2 separate regions of the Homo sapiens genome follow, and region 1 is linked to region 2. A link is a contact called in ENCODE Hi-C data. All regions are on one chromosome and are shown on one strand. The core of a region is the stretch at or near the end of the contact, and the rest is flanking DNA. Distances in the headings are between cores, read along the strand shown.

The links. A loop is a pair of places that touch in the nucleus more often than their neighbours do. Pooled maps may share reads with other maps.
Region 1: a map of sigmoid colon shows a loop between it and region 2 (2.4-fold over the local background). The contact joins two enhancer-like sites. A Hi-C loop is called at or near these places in 3 of 168 maps with a recorded cell type or tissue (aorta, esophagus muscularis mucosa and sigmoid colon) and 3 of 50 pooled maps.

Annotation. Positions count from the first base shown.
Region 1 is chr4:140,933,048-140,938,034 of GRCh38, reverse strand. The region is part of intron 4 of RNF150 (ring finger protein 150); the gene reads left to right. Among named protein-coding and RNA genes, the nearest start is that of TBC1D9, 180 kb to the right of the region's middle. Within about 2 kb of position 2,659, at least 3 of the 41 ENCODE cell types and tissues checked have a DNase peak (open chromatin) inside an H3K27ac peak, as active enhancers do.
Region 2 is chr4:140,857,439-140,862,024 of GRCh38, reverse strand. It overlaps RNF150 (ring finger protein 150), which reads left to right. Exons shown (of 7, transcript NM_020724.2): 7 at 1-2,218. Among named protein-coding and RNA genes, the nearest start is that of TBC1D9, 100 kb to the right of the region's middle. Within about 2 kb of position 2,849, at least 2 of the 41 ENCODE cell types and tissues checked have a DNase peak (open chromatin) inside an H3K27ac peak, as active enhancers do.

The sequences.
Region 1 (4,987 bases), core at 1,410-3,909, 76 kb before region 2:
GGCACTTTCTAGCCAGACAGAGATGACCTGTCCTGATTTTACCCTGCGGTGCCTGTTACATAGGCTTGATTAGGAACAGATTTTTTCCAAGTTCCTTTTTTTTGAAAAGAGCGACAGAAATTAGCAGATTTTCATAGGATTTGACTTACTGTTTTATGCCTATGTTATGAATTGGTCAATCTATTTATAGCTGTTTTTAAATGTGTTTTTTAAAAATAACTTTCAAGGTTTCACTGCTAATTGTGCAAAATGTTGAAAACAGAGAAAAGTATAAAGAAGTAAACAAAAATAATCTGACCACCCAGAAATAATCATTATTAATGCTGGCATAATTAATTTTTATAATATATATATAAATATTTGTATGTTTTTAAACACTGTAGAGTCAAGCAATTAATATTGTTTTTCTTCTACTTTCTCATTCAGCAATAAAAAACATTTTTTAAAAACTTTAGAAATTATTTTAAATTTTTTGGCTGGATGCGGTGGCTCACGCCTGAAATCCCAGCACTTTGGGAGGCCAAGGTGGGCAGATCACTTAAGGTCAGGATTTCGAGACAGGCCTGGCCAACATGATGAAATCTTGTCTCTACTAAAAATACAAAAATTAGATGGGCGTTGTGCCGGGTGCCTGTAATCCCAGCTAATCGGGAAGTTGAGGCAAGATGATCACTTGAACCTGGGTGGTGAAGGTTGCAGTCAGCTGAGATCGCACCATTGCACTCCAGCCTGGACAACAGAGCAAGACTCTGTCTCAAACAAACAAAAAAAAGAAATTATTTAAAAATTTTTAGTAGTTGCATAATAGTTCGTTTTTAGAGTTTATTTAACTACCCTCCAACATTGTTCAGCATTTAAATTGCTTCCAGTTTTTCATCATTATAAAATCATGAGGTTAGTTGTTTATATATTTATTCTGTATTTATCCCTTCAGATACATTCCTAAAGTGAACTTACTAGATTGAAAGGAATTTTAAAGGATCTTGAAAAATTTTATCCAATTGCTTTCCTGAAAGGTGGTAATGATTGACACCTCATTAGCAGTATGTGAGAGTGTTTATGCTAGCACTCTCTCAGAACCATGGAGTAGTAAATTTTTAAAGCATCTTTCTCATCTGATAGCCAAATATAAAGGTAATTTAAATTCCCATATGTTTGATTTCTTTGATATATTACTATTGACTAACACAAGTTCTTTTTATATCATATCATATTTAATATAAATTGTCATTGATTGTAAGATGTTTCCTAATTTTAGATAGGTTAAAATGGGAATGAAGAATGATATGGCCTAGAATTGATAAAATGTGATACTATTTTTAACATTTTGTTTTAGTGTTTTTGGTGAATCTTTTTATTAAGTATTTTTATTTTTTATAATGCTTTTTTAATTAACAATTTAAAATTTATGCTATAAAATTAACGAATTTTGTGTTCTTATCTCTTCCTCCTTACTTTAATCCTTCCCTATCAAGAAATAAGATAACTGATCAATTAACTACTCTTTTCAAATTTATATGAAAATTTATGCTGGTGTATGGCATCTCACTCAAATAGTTTATAAAAACTATTTTTTAAACCCATTTTTCCAAGAACAGAATTTTATATACTTGGCCAAATTAAAAGTTATGCAGTGTAGTAGGAGTTTAAAATAGCACAACAGCTTTGGAAATTTGTTTGGCAGTTTCCACTAAAGTTAAATACACCCTACCTTGTGACCTAGCAATTCTGTTCTTGGATATATACCTGAGAGAAATGAATGCATATATTAACAGAAAGACTGATGCAAGAGTGGCCATAGCACATTTAGCCATAATAGCCAAAAAATGAGGACAGTACAGATGTCTAACAATGGAAAATCTGCAAACAAATTGGGGTACACCCATACAATGGAATACTACTGAGCAATAAAAAAACAAGCTATTGATGTACACCAAGGCACAGATGAATCTGAAAACCATTATTTTGAATTTAAAAAGCTAGACAAAAAAGAATACATACTTTATGATTCCATTTGAAATTCAATAACAGGGAAAACTAATATATGGTGACAGATGTTAGAATGATGGTCACATGGCAGAGAGTGGGTATTGACTGGTAAGGGGCACAGGAGGACTTTCTGGGGTGATAGGATGGTGTATATCTTCATCTGGGTGGTATGTACGTAAACATACACACACTTAAGAAATCATCAAGCTCACTTAAGGTTTATGCATTTTGTGGTACATTATACCTTCATTTAAAGTAATGGAAAAAAACTTAAGTACCAAAGAAGCTATGCAATAGAATTTTAAAAACAACAGTTCACTCTACACATTAGTAAAAATTACACAGTATTTCTAAGTTTGGAGTTTGCTAAGTGTTTTCTTATCGTTTTTCTTTGATTACTTCAGATTTTTATGTGTACAACATTATATATGTAAAATATATCACTTAAGGGAATAAAGGAAGGGAACATGAAAGAGATGGCAGTGCTGTAAATGATGTTGTTTTTCAACATAGCAAATGTCGCCTTAGGACAGAAGTCTTGCACTGTAATAACCTCGTTAAATATGGCATTCTGGCTTCAAATGTCCTGATCCCCAGTTATATTAATCAAGTAGACACACGGGATGAATGCCAACTAGCTTTGCTGCCCCAGCCAAACGATATAATTAGAACAGAGTTAAGTTCTAAGCACAGAGCCTCCCTCTGCCAGAAACCCAAGGAGTGAGACACACTATAAAATGAGGGTCCTGCAATTCCTCCCAGCTTGCATTCCCAAAGTAAAAATTTCTTCCATTGTAGTTTAAAAAGAAATTGATGTTAGTAGCAACAGGATCTGATATCCTTTCTTTGTTTTTTTAAGTTGTTGGTTTTTCTTTCATGCTATAAATCTAACGCAATGCAGAGCTGTGTGGAATAAATGGTTCTTTATATATTATAACACTTTATATATATATTTATTATATATATTATATATATATTATATATATATAATATATATATTTATATATATATATTATAAATATATAATATATATATATTTATATATATATATATATTATAACACTTTAACTTTCAAAAGCACTCTACTCTTCACAAAGCACTTTTGCATATAATGTCTAATTTTAGCTCAGACCAGCCTGTAATATAGATAGGACAGATATCAATGATTGCCCCTGTATTTTATTAAAAGAAAACCTTAACTCAAAGAAGTTGGTCCCAGGGCCCAAAGTAAAGCCAGGTTTTCTGACTTCTGGGCCAGCACTGTATCATTGGCTGTGGAGTTGACACCATAGCCACACTTATTCCTGCTCAGGGATCCCTGTTGTACTTTCATACCTCTGGGGATATGGTTTTGGCTAAAAATCTGCTTCAGAAACCCCCTCTCACTCTAAGCAAAATGTCTAAGCAACTCAAGGAAACTAAATCAAATTTAGCCAAGTTTTAAGAATTTTACTTCCTCTGTATGTTTTCTGGATATTACTTTCCAAACTTGTTTCTGTGAGCCTGAAAAGAAAGCAGACTTTTCGTAGAAGGACAGTGCTTGTGCGGTGAGCAGCAATTTACCTTATTGCATTCTTTTTTTTTTCTTTTTTGCTCTATCACATGAAACTGCTATCATATTTGCTTGCCAAAACAAAGTTATTATGTTTATAACTACAGCCAGAATATGATTACTACTGGTGCTATATTGCAGCTTTTTTCCGTTTGTCTTTTCTTTTTTAAAAAATGATGTTTTTAGGCTGGGCACAGTAGCTCACACCTGTAATTCCAGCACTTTGGGAGGCCACGGTGGTGGATCACCTGAGATCAGGAGTTCCAGACCAGCCTGGCCAACATGGCAAAACCCTGTCTCTACAAAAATACAAAAATTAGCCAGGCATGGTTGTATGTGCCTATAGTCCCAGCTGCTTGGGAGGCTAATGTGGGAGAAACACTTGAACCTGGGAGGCGGAGGTGGCAGTGAGCCTAGATCACGCCACTGCACTGTCCAGCTGGGCAATAGAACGAGACTCTGTCTCAAAATAAATAAACAAATTTTAAAAATAAATAAATAAATATGATGTTTTTAAATAATTGGCCCAACCATTTCAGATCAAGCCCATTAGCAGAATTGTCCCCACAGTGTGGCACTAGGTCAGTGGGATTGAGGATATGGTAGGATGAGACTGGTGTCTACTTACTTGACTTAATCAACACCACATAGCAAGTGATGACTAGATCATCCCCATCACAAGGACTTCCTGTATAGGAGACATAGAAAGATGGAAAAGTATAGAAGGAAATAACTTAATGATGTGAAGTTCACCATCACAAGGAACAGGGAAAAGCATGGCTCCCGTCCATTATTTTCTTCACCATTCATACCTCTTTCCTAGATTATTTCAGAATGTTGATTTAGAATCATATTTTCCAACTTCATTTTCTGTTCATCCACTTAACATAGCCTACATTTCAACCCATACATATCATAATACAGGTTGAGTATCCTTTAACCCAAAATGCCTGGGACCAGAAGTGTTTCACATCTCGAATTCTGGAATATTTGCATTATACTTACCAGTAACCACCCCTCATCTGGAAATCCAAAATCCAGAATGCTGCAGTGAGCATTTCCTTTGAGCACCATTTTGGCACTCAAAATTTTCCAGATTTTAGAGCATTTCAGAGTTTGGATTTTCAGATGAGGGAAACTCAACTTTTGCTTCTTCTATATGTTGAGTTATGTAAATCCCTTCTTTTTGAATTTCTTTCCTCCACTGTAAATGCTTCAAAGTTCTTCCCATGCTTTAGGCTGTACAAAAGGCCTTACCGTATCCCATAGCCTTTTAATTTCCTCACAAACTTCTCCCTTCGCTGAATTCAGTAGCAGTTTTATTTGTATTTATGACCTGTCACTGTGCATGTTGTACCAACATCATTTAAAATAGTTAATATTACCATTATCCCCTGAACACTTACTAATGAAGCACTATACAAACAAGCATTTAACCCTTACAAC
Region 2 (4,586 bases), core at 1,600-4,099:
GACTAGTTGAATTTTCTCCCAATGTTCTCATAAATAAAAGCGAAGGTGGGTTGCATGGTTGAATGAAACCATTAAACCTTATGGGGTTTTCTGTTGCAGACTGTTGATTGACCTTACTAAATCCCGAAATCTAAAAAATGAATTGTGGCCTTAGTACCACACCATCTTTAAAGTCTAGTGTTTAGTCCCCTTTTCCTTCAAAACTTTCCAACAAATCTAGCGCTTTACTGAACTCAGAACATTGTTCTCTTTGAGAATGTGAAGATTTTAAATAGCCAAAGAATTTTCATGTATAAGAGCTAGCTAAATATAGTATATCCTGCTCTTTCGAAGAAGATACAAAACTGTTGCCTGTACTAATGGGTATAGTAGAGCAGTTGAAGAACTAACACATACATGGACTTTTCGGTCTGAATTTGTGTTGGCATCCATGGTACTTACTGTTCAGTAGGATGTTATTGCAAGGAGCAGAGTGCCCTCTGCTGGAGTAATCGCAATTATTCTTGCAGCAGATTAATTTGACTTGGGTCATGAATTCAACAACCAGTTACTTGCCTTTCATCATACAATTTCTTCGGTAGTTGAGAATTTGGTCTACATTTATCAAATGAGGAAAGAGTGTCACAAACTCTAAAAAGCTGAAGGAGACCCCACAGATCTTCTCACTGTCAGCAGCCCTTACTTCTGCAAAATGTTGAAGGATAATGTTGCTCTGTTTGCAAAGAAGATGCCTCTGGCTAGAATGTTTGTGCAGTTATAAGCAAGGGACTGCTTGTTTTTGTAAGTTATCTCAACTTTATTCTTGTGAAATTGCAAAGGAAGATCAATAAAAAGACTTCATATGAATGTAAATGGTGTGAAATACTGATGTGTTTTGTACATGTACATAATATATTTACTTCCTGCTTTCACATTAGTAATCTGAGATGGTTCTACCATTTTATAATTAGAAGGAGATGTAGGGGTGGGAGTGGGGAGGGACTGTTATTTTTATAGAGGGGTGTCCCTTACATTTAGAAAATGAAATAATTTTGTATTTGTGAAAAGTTACATTCCATCCATTTTCTGGAAAAAAAAATGGGTATTGTTCTTTAAAATGTTCATGAGCTGGGAGGATGATTATTCTGGTTTCCAGGGGAAACTCTCAAGCAGTACATATGTGATACTCAGTTTTGTAGACTGCAGACAATAACCAGCAATTGCCAGTTGCAAAAATGTGAAAAAGAAATAACTTATTTTAACCACTTTGTACAGCATATTATTTCCCACTAGAAAAAAATCTGCAAATAATGAATTTACAATTATAAATAATCAGACATGACATCATAAATCAATCTTCCTCCCTACTAGCAAGAGGAAATTCCAATGGCTTTTTTTCCATCCTAACACAAATTACTTTTATTGTAAACAAATGCTTGCAACAAAATGCTTTTGTTGTAAAATGATTGATGTTGGGGTAAAGTCTACTTAGCTTCCCCACAAGGTCTTTCTGGCTAGTCTGCAGGTAGTAGATGATGGTTCCATCTCGGCATTGTCTATCCTCTCCATATTCAGACTGTGTGACTGAGCTTCCTTGATTTATATAGCATCTGACCCAAAATCACAAAAAAGTCACTCCTGATGACATTTGCATGGGGAGTCTTTCATTTGGACTTCAGTTCTTAATTGCCGAAATAAGTACTAGTGAATTATGTAGCGTTTTTACCCAAAACTAATCTTCTGTACAAAGTTGTGTGCATATTGAGATGATTAGTTAAGGCAGTGTAGTTTTTTAAATTTTTTCTGTATAAATTTCTTTCCTTCTTCCCCACCTCAGGCACCTACCCTACTCCTTTCAGAGCACTTTATATCCCTCTTGAAATACAAAGAAATTGAAAAAAAAAAAAAAGTAACTGTCTTTAAAGGAATTTGTCTTCTATTAGGAGACACAGACTTTTATTTTGCTTTATTCTATTCTCTTTGTACTTGGAGAGCGTAATCAACTTGTCTCATAATGGGCTAGTGATGAAACAAGGGTGATAGTTGGAAACAGTCATTACAACATGGTTATTTTTGTTATATAGAAGACTATCATGTAAATAAGTGCAATCGTGTTCTTACGTACTGGCTAAAAAAAAAATATTGCAACTATAAGGATTTTTAAATGAGGGTTGTGAATTCCAGGAAATTTCACTGCAAAATTTCTTTTGGTTTTGTTTTTTAATAAAATGGAACCAGATGCTTGTGTCTGTGTCATCTGTATTCCCTGACTTTGTTGCCTATCCCTGAGTTGCAGAGGTGGTGCTATGGATTTCAAAACATCATATTTATTGTTAAATCACAATTATGTCCAAAGACCAAGGATAATAATAGCTTCCTTATTTTTCTCAGGTAAGTCAAGTGGCAGGCACCAACCTTCTCTTAGCTCTGCTGTTCTAAGGGAATTAAGAGATTTTAGCAATTCTGAAGAAGAATGGCTGTGAAATGAGCTTGAGGTGTAGTCTGGCAAGAACTGAGCACTATGCTTATGGACTATCTCAGGCAAGTTTATACTAGGCAGAGTTATACCATGGGGTCTGCCAGATGGGCTGGGGCAGACAGATTTCTTCTTTATATTTGCTAGTATATTTCTAAAAGATTTTAAATAGCAATTCCTTGGGATTCGCAAGGGAATATGAAGAAAATTTAAAAGATGGAGCCTGCTGGCCTGGGAAGGTGGAAAAGGAAGGCAGGAAAGGAGAATGGCCCTCTATTCATTGGCCTCACCTACTGGAACCTGGTAGGCCTTTGGTTGTGGCCTAGCCCCCCCGTGCCTGGCCCAGCCGAGACTCCTGACACATGCACTTGAGGAGCAGCCAGGATTGGACATGGCCAGGCAGGAGCTGTGGGTTTCACAGAATTTGCTAGCAAAAAGAAAACACAAACAGTATTGAGTGCTGTGGCCTCCTGGAGCTGCTGTAGATAAGGAAAACATTAGTGCCCGGAGGCTTTACTCAGGGCCAGTCTATGCTTAATTTGTAGGCAGGAAGATACTCTAAGGGGATTGCTGGGAACATTCATGACTATGCCAAATTAGAAGGCACTTTAGACTTTGTTTATGCTTCCATTATTGCAATGTTTATCTGCCCAGACACTGTGGGTATGAAGCTATTACCTAGGACCTGGAAACCATCCCTCCCAACTTCAACTTCCATCATCTTTCCACTAGACCAGGGATCCCCAAATGAGGAAATGTGTTCTGTGGGATGGGATATGTTAGAATTTACAGCAGGCTCCCAAGTTCAATTAAGTTGGGATAAGGCTTCATACAACTCATATTAGCTATTAATAAATTTTTTGTTTGTTTTGTTTTGTTTTGTTTTGTTTTGGTACAGACAGGGTCTCGTTTTGTTGTCCAGGCTAGTCTTTAATTCCTGGCCTCAACTGATCCTCTCACCTTGGCCTTCCAAAGTGCTGGAATTACAGGCGTGAGCCACTGTGCCTGGCCGCTATTAAAAACTTTTGAGAAGTCTTCAGTAAGGTCACTGATTTAACTCTATAATTCAGCTTTTCCTGAAGCTGATTGACAATAAAGCCCCATTTTATCAAGGGTTATGTTTTTCCACATTACACTGGAGACCACTGTGTGGAACATGTTGGTGTTCAGACTTTAAAAAAAAAAAAAAAAGCTGCCAGACATCATTTGCTGTAAATCTTGCATATTCCACAGACCCTTGCCTCTCTTGTCCCTGCTCCTAGTTGACAAGGGGAAAGTCAGGTGATGCACAGTGAGCAGTATTAGCCTGGGGCCTGCTTCACCTGGGGTGGGTGTGACCTGGGGAGAGATCACTGGGCACTTCCCAGAGTCACACGCATGCCAGGGCATCAGCCTGGCTTCACTGGGCATCAGCCTGGCTTGCTATCATGCTGTGCCTGAAGGCGGAGGCCCCATCCCACCTAGAAACTCCACTTTGTGGGCTTTTGTTTTGAGACTTAATGCAGCATATTCACACATTTGAGAATGGAACATTTACAACCCCAGATTTTGACAAAATTAAGTAGCTAAAAAAAAAAAAAAAAAGAAAAAGAAAACTCCCCACAGCTTTGTAATGGGCCAGCTGGGTCAGCTTTGCCGCTTAACTCTTATTCTGTTAATACCTATGTTTGGAGGACTGTAAGCTAAACCATCATTCAGAAGACACAGAAGTATATTTAGTTCTGTTTATTGTTATTGTTGTTTTGTTTTTAGTTTTTTTTGAGATGGAGTCTCGCTCTGTCACCCAGGCTGGAGTGCAGTGGCACAGCCTCGGCTCACTGCAACCTCCGCCTCCTGGGTTCGAAAGCAATTCTCCTGCACACAGCCTCCCGAGGAGGAGCTGGGATTACAGGCACCCACCACCACACCTGGCTAATTTTTGGAATTTTAGTAGAGATGGGGTTTCACCATGTTAGCCAGGCTGGTCTTGAACTCCTGGCCTCTAGTAATCTGCCCACCTCGGCCTCCCAAAGTGCTGAGATTACAGGTATGAGCCACTGTGCCCGACCTAGTTCTTTTCTAAGTCTAATAATTCTTTAGAAGCCAGTGTTAGTAGTGCTACTCATCTCCTTGAATAATGCATTGCAACAAA